Linked DNA regions of Homo sapiens: region 1 is linked to region 2. A link is an interaction called in ENCODE POLR2A ChIA-PET data of the cell type or tissue named here. Cell type or tissue: IMR-90. All regions are shown on one strand. Links, peaks and the distances in the headings refer to the core of each region. The heading gives the core; the rest is flanking DNA.

The links. ChIA-PET counts read pairs that join two places held together with the same protein. Peaks named below come from ENCODE experiments on the same cell type or tissue, not always from the same donor. Only the 100,000 strongest peaks of a DNase experiment are listed, where the experiment ranks them.
Region 1: POLR2A ChIA-PET joins it to region 2 with 7 read pairs; 1 of 35 experiments calls an interaction of 5 or more read pairs at or near these places.

What each region holds. Positions count from the first base shown.
Region 1 is chr4:182,601,786-182,607,174 of GRCh38, reverse strand. The region is part of intron 4 of TENM3 (teneurin transmembrane protein 3); the gene reads right to left. Among named protein-coding and RNA genes, the nearest start is that of DCTD, 310 kb to the left of the region's middle. In IMR-90, for the core only: no CTCF peak of the experiment used is centred there; DNase peaks (open chromatin) are centred at 2,024 and 2,794.
Region 2 is chr4:181,969,121-181,974,509 of GRCh38, reverse strand. It overlaps a transcript of TENM3 not described here. Among named protein-coding and RNA genes, the nearest start is that of TENM3-AS2, 140 kb to the right of the region's middle. RefSeq lists an enhancer at 2,853-3,042. In IMR-90, for the core only: no CTCF peak of the experiment used is centred there; a DNase peak (open chromatin) is centred at 2,349.

The DNA of each region.
Region 1 (5,389 bases), core at 316-5,315, 630 kb before region 2:
CTGCTATTACCATTTGGTAATTATTTTAAAAACATTTACGGAACACCTAGCATGTGCCACGTGCTCCACTTACTTTATTTCATTTCACACTTATAAATCATTTTGAGTAGGTATTATTATTGCATTGGAAACTGACTTCACATTTAAATATGTGACCTCACATTTAAATAGTTAGTGAAAATGGTGGATGCAGGATTACAAACCAGGTCTCTAAAGCATATGCTTTTCTCATGACGCTAAACTGTGATTTGTATCCCTACTATATCCACCAGGTTTTAATTAGAATATATATCAATACTGACTCCTGAGAATGACCTTCATTTGAGAGCTGCTATTGGTCTAGAACCTTCTTTCACATTTTAATTATTGGCGTGACGCCCACTAAACAATCAAGTTGAGGCTACAGCATTACAAGTGGTTAATAATAATCTCACATTAAAAAATAGGGCTTTTACTCTCACTTATCTTAATAACCATCTTTGAAACTTTATCTCAAACTTTCCTAGAATGAAGCCTCTACTTCAGCCTGAGAGAATGGTTTTGGAAACCCAAACTGTAATGCTGCTGGAGACACAGAGATGTTTATTCTTTGAGTAAATTCAGGACCATATTTTATATACGCTACCTTTTTTTTTTTTTTTTTTTTTTTTTGAGACAGAGTCTCCCTCTGTCGCCCAGGCTGGAGTGCAGTGGTGAGATCTTGGCTCACTGCAACCACTGCCTCCCGGGTTCAAGAGATTCTCTCACCTCAGCCTGCCAAGTAGCTGAGATTACAGGTGCCCACCACCCCGCCTGGCTAATTTTTGTATTTTTCGTAGAGACGGGGTTTCACCATGTTGGCCAGGCTGGTCTCAAACTCCTGACCTCAGGTGATCCACCCGCCTCGGCCTCCCAAAGTGCTGGGATTACAGGCGTGAGCCACCACGCCCGGCCTGCTACCTCTTGTTCTCTTGATATTGTGATAAGTGTTCTCTTGAAACTCTGAGAAGAAAATTAAGACAAATATTTTAAGTATTATTTTAGGAGCTACATATTTTGGAGGCCAATAGAAGCTTTTTCTGCGAAGGGGGTCAATAAAAGTTTAAATATTTGCTCTAAGTTAGCAATAGAAACTATTAGAAATGTTCAAGTCTGGAGCCTTACCTGCATTCAACCTGCCTTTCTCGTTTGATTTCTTATTCTTATTTATCTAAGGCATAAGAAAATTTGGACTTAAAATTAACTTTACTCTTGGAAATAAAACTTAGTGTGGTAATCACACGTCCCTCTTTGCCTGGTACAGCTATCAGTTTATGCTGCAATTCCAGGGTAACTGTTGATATGGCCCCTTCTCACTCTGCAAGTGTCCTGGCTTTAGTAATGAACTATATGGTCACCACAGAGCTTAGGCACTGAATTAAGCTTACAATAGCTTCCTCAATTATCCTCCTCTCTCTGAGACAAAGGTTTTTTTAGCCAGGGCTTGAAATAGGCCTTAAATATTAACAGCACACAGCAAATTCTTGAACTTTATATCTCCCTCTTCATGTTTCTTCCCATTCTCACAAATAAACAATATCCCTTCCTAGTCCTCTTAAGAAATACTAAGTTATAAAAGGTGCCATATTTTAAGAGACTTAGAATCCAAGTGATTTTTTACTATTCATTAGTATATAATTTAAGTTGACTTTCCCTTTTTTTTTTTTTTTTAAATAAATGATGATGGTGAAACTTTAAGAATTTCCTACCATTGGCCCAGGTCCAATTTTGAAATTTTTGTTAAGTAACCTTAGGTTCTTCATTTTTGGACCTCTTTTCCATATTCAGTAATATTCCTTTTCCCCACAGGTACCCTGTGTCTCCCCAAGCTGTCTTTAACAAAAGCATATGGCATCAGCATCAGTCAGTCAACCTTAGTCATCGAGCTACCTTCCCAGGCATATTTTACTTGAAGTTGTATCTTTAATTACGGAGGATTCCACTACTTACTACCTCACTAATGGTAGTTTATTAGTTATCAGTAAGTGGGTGGAGGTTAATTCTTCAGCTGGGAAAGGTTTCCTCTGGGGCAGGAAAGCTACCCCATATAGGATGCAGACACACGTCAGCAAGGCTGACTCAGACCCGGTGTGTGTATGACTGTTTTTACCTTCCCTACAACCATTTTAAAGAAGATAAAAAGAGAAAAAAGTATCATATCTTAGTTTAGTAAACAATATCTCTGTTTAGGTATTCTGTTTTTTTAACGACGTTAACAATTGATCTCACATTAATGCGGCTCAAGACATCTCAATATTGAAATAAAAAATGCACTAATAAAGAGGCAATTTAATATGCAATTTCATACATTAATAATTAGCAAAGCATTACTGAACTAGAAGGTAAAAAGCTATGGGAACATAACTAATGAACTATCCATGCCAAAGTAGGCTTCATAATAAAACAAGACTTTAATAAATCTTTTATTAAATGGCTACAAATGAACCGTTTTGTTAACATCTAATAGGTAACTACTAAGCTGTTTAATTCACGTATATAAATGAGGAACTTGCAGGCAATTAACTTTACAGTTGCTGAAGGACAAGGCTTCTCAATGAGAGTTACTGTACCATACCTTTAAGTGCTGCTGCTGTACTGGGCCAATTCTAAGCGTTTGCTCAGCTGCTCTGTATTCTTGTAGCAGCTATTATTACATACTGAAGCAGCTGAAGTATAAAATAAACAAAGGGCAAGCTATAGGCTCTCCAATGCCCTAAAAGTGAATAATCCAAAGTATAACAAATAGTGAGCTCAAAGAAAAGGAATTTTCAGGAAAATTGTAAGCAAGCACTTGGTATTATACATAGGGACCGATTGTTAATAGGAAATGATGACATAATAAGGAGATGCTTATGAACTGCAAAGGCATTTTTGGATCTCAGTGTGACTCTAGGAGATCTGAAAGTCACTGGAGATTATAGACCAGAAGTATTCTATTCACTGAGTGGGAATGTACAGTACACAGTCACATTGATTGTCTCCAGCAGGAGCAAATGTTAAATTCATTAGAGAAAGGAAATAAACATTTTTATGGAAGCAAGAAACTGCCTGGTGAAAAAGAATGCTTTTGAATAAATCAAAATGATAGCTATACTGAAACATATAGGACAAAGTAGAAAATCCTTTTATGCCTTTTCCAGCAATTCACATAAACTGTAAGTCTACAAATCACTGAGATTTTCAAGGGTTATTACATGCCATTTTGTAACCAATTACTATCAATTTGTGCTGAAAAGAGAAAAGGGGGAGGAACTAAGAGAAAAATATAGAGATTCTTATTTATTCGTAACTGAATTTTAAACTTCATAGCTTATAACCTTTAAGTGGCAGTTTCAGAAAAAGTGAGAATTAGCAAAATCGGTGTGTGTGTGTATATATATATATATATATAAATAATTGCCAAAGATGAAACAATACACTAGATTAAAAAATAGTTAAAGGCAGACACAAGTCTGGATAAAGTTGTTAATATAGCTGAAACTGAGTCTGAGAATCATACTCAATAGGGAACCTTAACTAAAAGAAGGAAAAATCAATGATAAATAAGACTGGTTCTTCACCTCCAGAGTTCCAACCAAGTGAGACTATTAAAGAAACCACAGTAGTACTGTGTCGGTACAGTGTGAGATTTTCACATCACTGCTTAGCTTCACTCACTGAGTACTGCAAGTTGAAATATCATTTCTTTTGATTAGCGACACTGTAAGATGTGAACTTTGGATAACGAGAAAACAACAAAACTATACTGCAGATTAAAATTTGTTAGTGTAACAACAAATTTTTAGATTAATTATTCTGTATATTTATTAGTGAGATCATATCAGCGGTTGATTTCCTCCCTGAAACTCATAAAACTGTATAATATTAATTCCATTGATGATTCATTAATGGCATTACTTTGAAATGGAAGAAAATCTCAGTAACTACTCACCATGGGAGTGATTTCTTATATGGTCTGAATATAGAGAAACCAGCTACAATTTCACATATGGCTACAGTGGATTTTCTTCTAACCAACTACTTTCTTTCTTTAAAGTCTCATCAATCAAAATTTCCAGTGCAATAAGACGAATAACAAGAACGCATCTTACTCTTCTCAAAATTATTCCAAATTCACTGGAAGACATGGTTTCACGGAATGCTAACTCTCCTACTGACAGTTTTTGAGGCTTTTGTGTTTTATAACATCACTAAAATTAAACACGTTTCTGAGGATTTAATTTGACATATTTCATAAATATTTGTCAAAACAATTATTGTCAACTACAATGTAATATCCATATTCAATCTGATGACTCAACTGGAAAATTACTTTTTTCCTAATAAATTTTTTCCAAATGACAATAGTGAATCGGTGTTGATTAGCTGTTCAGTGTGTGCTAATTAATTACACTGGGTAAATTTACGTCTGTGCTAATAACCTCAGGAAAAAAAAATCCGTATACATGACTGTGTCTTAAGTGAAGAGAAATCTGCTGTTTGCCTATTTTTCCTGTTCTTTCTCTTCCTAATTTCTCCCAGAAGAATGTTCAATAATACAAAATAAACAATAAAACTCAACTACTCGTGGCTGATATGGATAAAAAGATAAGAGTTCTTTAGAACCTTGTTCTTAGGTCAAGAGTAAAAGAAAACACAGAAAGACTTTCATTGTTGACAACTAACTGTGGGGACCTCCTGCTAGCTCATCCTCAAGGCAGAATGGGTTGAGACCATATACCTAATGGTGAGAAATAGCAATGTATTCATTGTGAGACACTTTGTTCACCCAGAAGCTAATTTAAATCCTAATGTTAACCGGAAGCTCTAGGGCAGGACATTTTGGGGGACAGTCTCTCAAGGCGTCAAGAGCTCTCTATTTTCTGGCTTTTCTATGGTGATAACTCTTTTTCTCCAAGCCTAACGGAAACCCTGGGGCAGAGAAGAAATAAAGAATAAGAGGAATGTTGGGGGAACCTCCCCGCAAAGCTGCCAACAGAAGACCAATAAGGTAAGACACCACTGTTGGTTGTGCAATACATAATTACAAGGAGACAGTGACTGTTACGCTCCTGTCCAAAGAAAGAAGGCGAAATTTTATATGCCAGGAGATCCTGAATAATGAAATGGATTAGCTCAAAACAGCTTTCGCTGATCATACTTTTGTATGAGCAGTTTACCACTTGTCAGCCAGCCTTTGCGAGAAGTCCTAACTTTGAACCTTAATGAAACACTATGCTATGTGTACAGAGAAGGACCATTAAACTGCTGAAGCCTCTAGAAGACTGAGAAGCTCATGGGCCATCATGTATGAATCAGGGCAAAATTGTTTTGTATAGTTGCAGACTACTAGTTGTACGGTTACAGTCAGAGGATGGAAGTTTCAGGGATG
Region 2 (5,389 bases), core at 118-5,117:
TGCAACCTCCTCCTCCTGGGTTCAAGCGATTCTCCTGCCTCAGCCTCCTGAGTAGCTGGGATTACAGGCATGCACCAGCATGCCTGACTAATTTTTGTATTTTTAGTAGAGATGGGGTTTCACCATGTTGGTCAGGCTAGTCTCGGACTCCTGACCTCAAATGATCCACCCGCCTTGGCATCCCAAAGTGCTGGGATTACAGGTGTCAGCCACTGCACCTGGCCGGCATTGATTCATTTTTGCTATTTGACCATACCAGGCACTCTTGCCTTACGGCTATCATGAGAACACAGCTCATAGCTCCCAGCTGTGTGCTACCCATGCCAAGATTATGCTCCTACCCAGCCAATGACTGAGACAAGCCATTTCTTCCGCATGCAGGACTCCTTGAATGAGCAGTCTCTACTGAGTGGCTCCCCACTGGTCTGTCTGAGGCCATCTCAGAGCTGCAGTACAGTCTGAGGCTCTTGCTGACCAAGCTTCCTTCCTTCCCTCTCTCCTTTCACAGGGAGTAGGCCGGCATTATGGTTTGCAGGCTCTCCCAGCCTACCCCTGCCGGTGTCCCCTTTATTTGACATGGGCATTGCCCTCTATGTTGTTGCTGTTTTCTCCAAATGCTTCTTCTCCAGTTATCTCCTGGGATAACTCTACTTCTCCTTCAAGCCTTTGCTTAAACATCATCTTCCTAGTGAGACCTACCCTGAGCTCCATTGACTGTATTCTACTTATTTTATTCATATTTATTTTTAGCTCTAGGGCCTGGCTCTGTCACCCAGGCTGGAGTGCAGTGGCACAGTCATGGCTCAGTTCAGCTTTCAACTCCTGGGCTCAAGCAATCCTCTTGCCTCAGCTTCCTGAGTAGCTTGGATTACAGGCATGCATTACTGTGCCCAGCTAAATAGTCTTATTTATTTTTTTTCTTGTAGAGACAGGGCCTCACTATGTTTCCCAGGCTAGTCTCAAACTACTATGTTTCCCAGGCTAGTCTCAAACTCCCAGCCTCAAGCGATCCTCCTGCTTCAATCTCCCAAAGCTGGGATTGCAGGCCTGAGGCCCAGCCATTTAAAACAGCATTCCGTCTCCGTTTTCTCTGCTCTGGTTCTTTTGCTCAGGGTCCTTTTTTTCTGCTTGTCAGTTTCTAACTTGTTATAATTTACTTAGTTGTCATGCTTACTGTTTGTTTTCTATCCACCCTAGATACCAGAGGTAGAATCTTCATCCTTTGTTCACTGATGCCACCCAAGCACCTAGACCAGCGATGGCAAATTTAAAACATTTAAAAATTGATGCCTTCCAGTTGTTTGCACACATTTAGAATTTTACTGCATATGTTATAAGAGGAAGGATCTAAAAATAAATTATTATTCTTTCAATGATGTCAGGTTTTTAATTTTGATGTTGCACCATTCCTGTCAATATTATAACATATAAAAGCCCTGGCTGTCATTCTTATGGTCCATTTATAGCTTTTGATTCCAGTTTTGTCAATAAAGTGCCGCTCCACTTGGCCTATTAATGGACTAGATTCATACCTCAAGGTCTGCTTAACACCTCCACTGCAGTCAGGGATTTTTTTTTTGGCAAAACCAAGTTTTTTGTCTTGTAAAGAGCAAGTGATCAATTAATGTGTATAACAATGTGTAATGAATAGGAATCCCAATCCACAGACTCAAGTGAGCTTAGAATACTGCATTTCCTTATTTTCTGTAGATCAACTTAATCCTGAATCCAACACATGTTGTCCCTGGGATCTGGAAATTCAATCTCGGTCAAGATTGTGTGACTTACAATGGATTCAGGTGCTGAGGAGTTCCCTGCAATCACTGGGCACCAGTCAAAGATACTGCCCAGGTCATGTTGTCTCCACATGTCTCTGGTCTCTGTGACTTGGAGAATTTTTAGGGAGACTGGAGTTCATTGCTAAGAGTTCAGCCTCCCTAAAGTGTCATCTAGCCATCTTCTTTAGGATCTTTCTGGGGAACACAAACTCATATTTCAAGGTTAGCATTTTAATAAGTTATCTTGCTTCTAATAATGGAGGAATGAGTTTGAATTTTTTTTTTTTTTTTTTTTGGACAAGGAGGTCTCACTCTGTCATCCGGGTTGGAGTGCAGTGGCATGATCTGACCTTGACTTGCCTTGACTGCACTGCAGCCTTGACCTCTCTGGCTCGAGTAATCCTCCCACCTGAGCATCCCAAGTAGCTGGGACTACAGGCATGCACCACCATGCCTGGCTAATTTTTATATTTGTAGAGACGGGGCTTTATCTTGCTGCCCAGGCTTGTCTCCAACTCCTGGGCTCAAGCCATCTGCCTGCCTGATCCTCCCAAATTGCTGGGATTGCAGATGTGAGTCACCACATCTGGCCCGTTCTTTATTACAGAGAGATGTTAAGCTATTTTCTCTCTCAACTAAGTCTCTGGAAAGTAGTTTCCCATACCTTTTATCTCAATTTCCTCTGTAGCATGAAGAGAAAAAAAAAAAACTGATGCAGTTTGCTAAGTAATCTTCCTGAATGGAACCATAAGTCATATACCAATATGGTAGGAGAGACGTTGCCGATATTATTATGGTCAAATTAATTCAATTAGCTCAGACTGACATGCTTCTCAGTGGCTATGTCAACTTTCCCATCCCTGGCCAGGTGCAGTGGTGCATGACTGTAATTCCAGTGCTTTTGGGATGCCGAGGCAGGAGGATCGCTTGAGTCCAGGACTTTGAGACCAGCCTGGACAACACAGCAAAGATCCATCTCTACAAACATTTTTTAAAAATTAACAGGGCATGGTGGTGCATGCCTGTGGTCCTACGTACTAGAGAGGCTGAGGTGGGAGGATTGCTTGAGCTCAGGAATTTGAGGTTACAGTGAGCTATGATCATGCCACTGCACTCCAACCTGGGAGACAGGGTGAGACGCTGTCTCCAAAAACAAAACCAAAACCAAAACCAAATACCCAACAACTTCCCCATCCCTGGACTTTCTGTTTTATGACGAATAAGAGGGTAGAACTATATTAAGTTAGTATGTCCAAAGTCTCTTAAGCATTACTCTGCCATGAATTTTTCTAGATTTGGCTGCACCATGATTTTGGATGTGGATCATGTTTTGTTTTCCCTGCTTTTTCTCACTCTCTCCTCTTCCTCCCTCCATTTTTTGTCTGTTTCTTTCTTTAACAAATATTTTTGAGAGCCTACTACATGCCAAGCACCATGCTAGGTACAGAGTATGAAGGGGCAAACAGAACAGACCTAATTCCTGCTTGCCTGGAGCTTATTCTGTTCTTTCCAATCCCATTCCTGATTTAAAAACATTATCTGTTGTGTTGGATAATAAATGCTCATTTTGTGACGGTCTTATATATTTCCTGAATATCACTAAAAATTACCAATAATTGGACTGGGCTCAGTGGCTTAGGCCTATAATCCCAGCGCTTTGGGAGCTCGAGGCGGGAGGATCACTTGAGCCCAGGAGTTCGAGGCTGCAGTGAGCAGTGATCGCACCACTGCACTCCAGCCTGGACAATAGAGTGAGACCCCTTCTCTGAGGAAAATGAAAAATAAACCAGCCAATATTGGAACTGTAGCATGAAAAAAAGCTTAATAAAAATCTTTCCTAGTTGCATGGCACTTATTGTAGGACATGTATTTGCAGCTCACAAAAATATCATTTATTTTTATTTATTTTGAATTCCCCAGATACATGGTATGAAACAAACCCAGAATTATTCTTTTGGTCCAAGGCTTGCTGTCATACCATTGTTTGAGCCGCCAGCAGCAGAGAAGCTGAGGAATGCTGAGACAAAAATCCAAGTGGGGAGGAGATGAAGGAGAGTCCACATGGCCTCTGGAACCCTGATTAAGTGGGCCCCTGAAATAACTTTAAAATGTAGACTTTAAAAGATATATCATACGATCACATAAAGGAGGTGGTTATGAATCACTGATGGTGGAAAAATTCTCAAGGAGAGTTCTAAAAACTGCTTGATGTTAAGCAGATGCATTATCTTTCAGACTGAACCACAGGAAGTGAAAGTTTCAAGACGATAGACAAAAGAGTATTTTTTTTCTTTTATCTTGATAGTTGGGATAAAGTTTCTGTCAGAAAATCCTAAGGTCGGCAATGATAATTTTAGGTAGTTTTGAAAGCTTAATTTTACTGCTCTGTAGCCTTTTAATAATAGTGACCTAATTTGCTGTAGATCCTGACAGCGAATTCTCATTAATGATAACTCCGTTTTGCAAATATTTGGAAATTTCACGTATAGCAATTACTTATTTACATATTTTTAACCCTCATTATTATTTAAATGACTACTGGTAATTTAGTTTTATGAATCAATAAAAGTTAGAATTATGTCTAGATGAATACTATTTAGCTTTTACAATAAACAAATATTTGAGATGAAGTTGTTTTCTGAAAGCTATCAACTATAGTTCAGAGATTGGCTTTCTGAAATTATTCTAAATAGAACAAATGGGGAGCTGTCTTTGCAAGTTATTTCATAATTAAAATCAGTCATAAAGAAACTCAACTCTATTTCTCAAAGCCTTGCTTACTTGAATCTTGCTAATAAATGAAGAACACAGCTTAATTTATCTTTAATTTAAATCAGTTAACACGTTAACGAATTAAATACTGCGTTTCTTAATTGTTTCTTGTCAGGTGGTATCCAAACTTGCAAAATGTTTACGCACCTGGGTGAGATTTCTGCAAAATGAGAAATAGACCTTCTACTTTAATGTAATTACTGAAATAATAGCACCTTATTCAGTTTGGTGCTTACCAATTTATTATGTACGTTAACACGATGGATCTCAAACTCTTTGCTGTCAAACACTGATGGATGTAACTGAGAAAATGTTATTTCTGTATATTTAGGTATCCTGAACTCATTTGCATTTGTTTACATTCTAACACATTTACTTTTGTGAGAGAGACAAGACAGGTATTCCCGTTAATGCTCACAGTATGCGTTGTACCTGAAAATGTCATATGTCATGCATATTGCGGTGGCAAAAATGTTGAGAAAGACTGAGGAAACATATTCTACCACATTTTATGCTCAATATATATCAATATTCCCATTTGAAAGATGAAGGCCCAGAAACTCAGACACATTAAATCACTGACTGATGTCGCAACATAGAAAAAGAGGTTAAATCAGAATTTTCCAGCTGGCTAACTGTAACATCTTTAAAGGTTCAAAGTGTTTTTCAGAGTTGTTATAAAACATGAATGACTTTAGTAATTTTAAATAATCAAGGGCAAGCTTCCAAGTGATTATCAATGAACACCAGTGTTAGTCAACATTTGTAACGTGTTTGGCAGTGGAACAATACGCCTAATTGGATTTTCTGGATCCTGTAAATTTTCATCACTTGTTTTG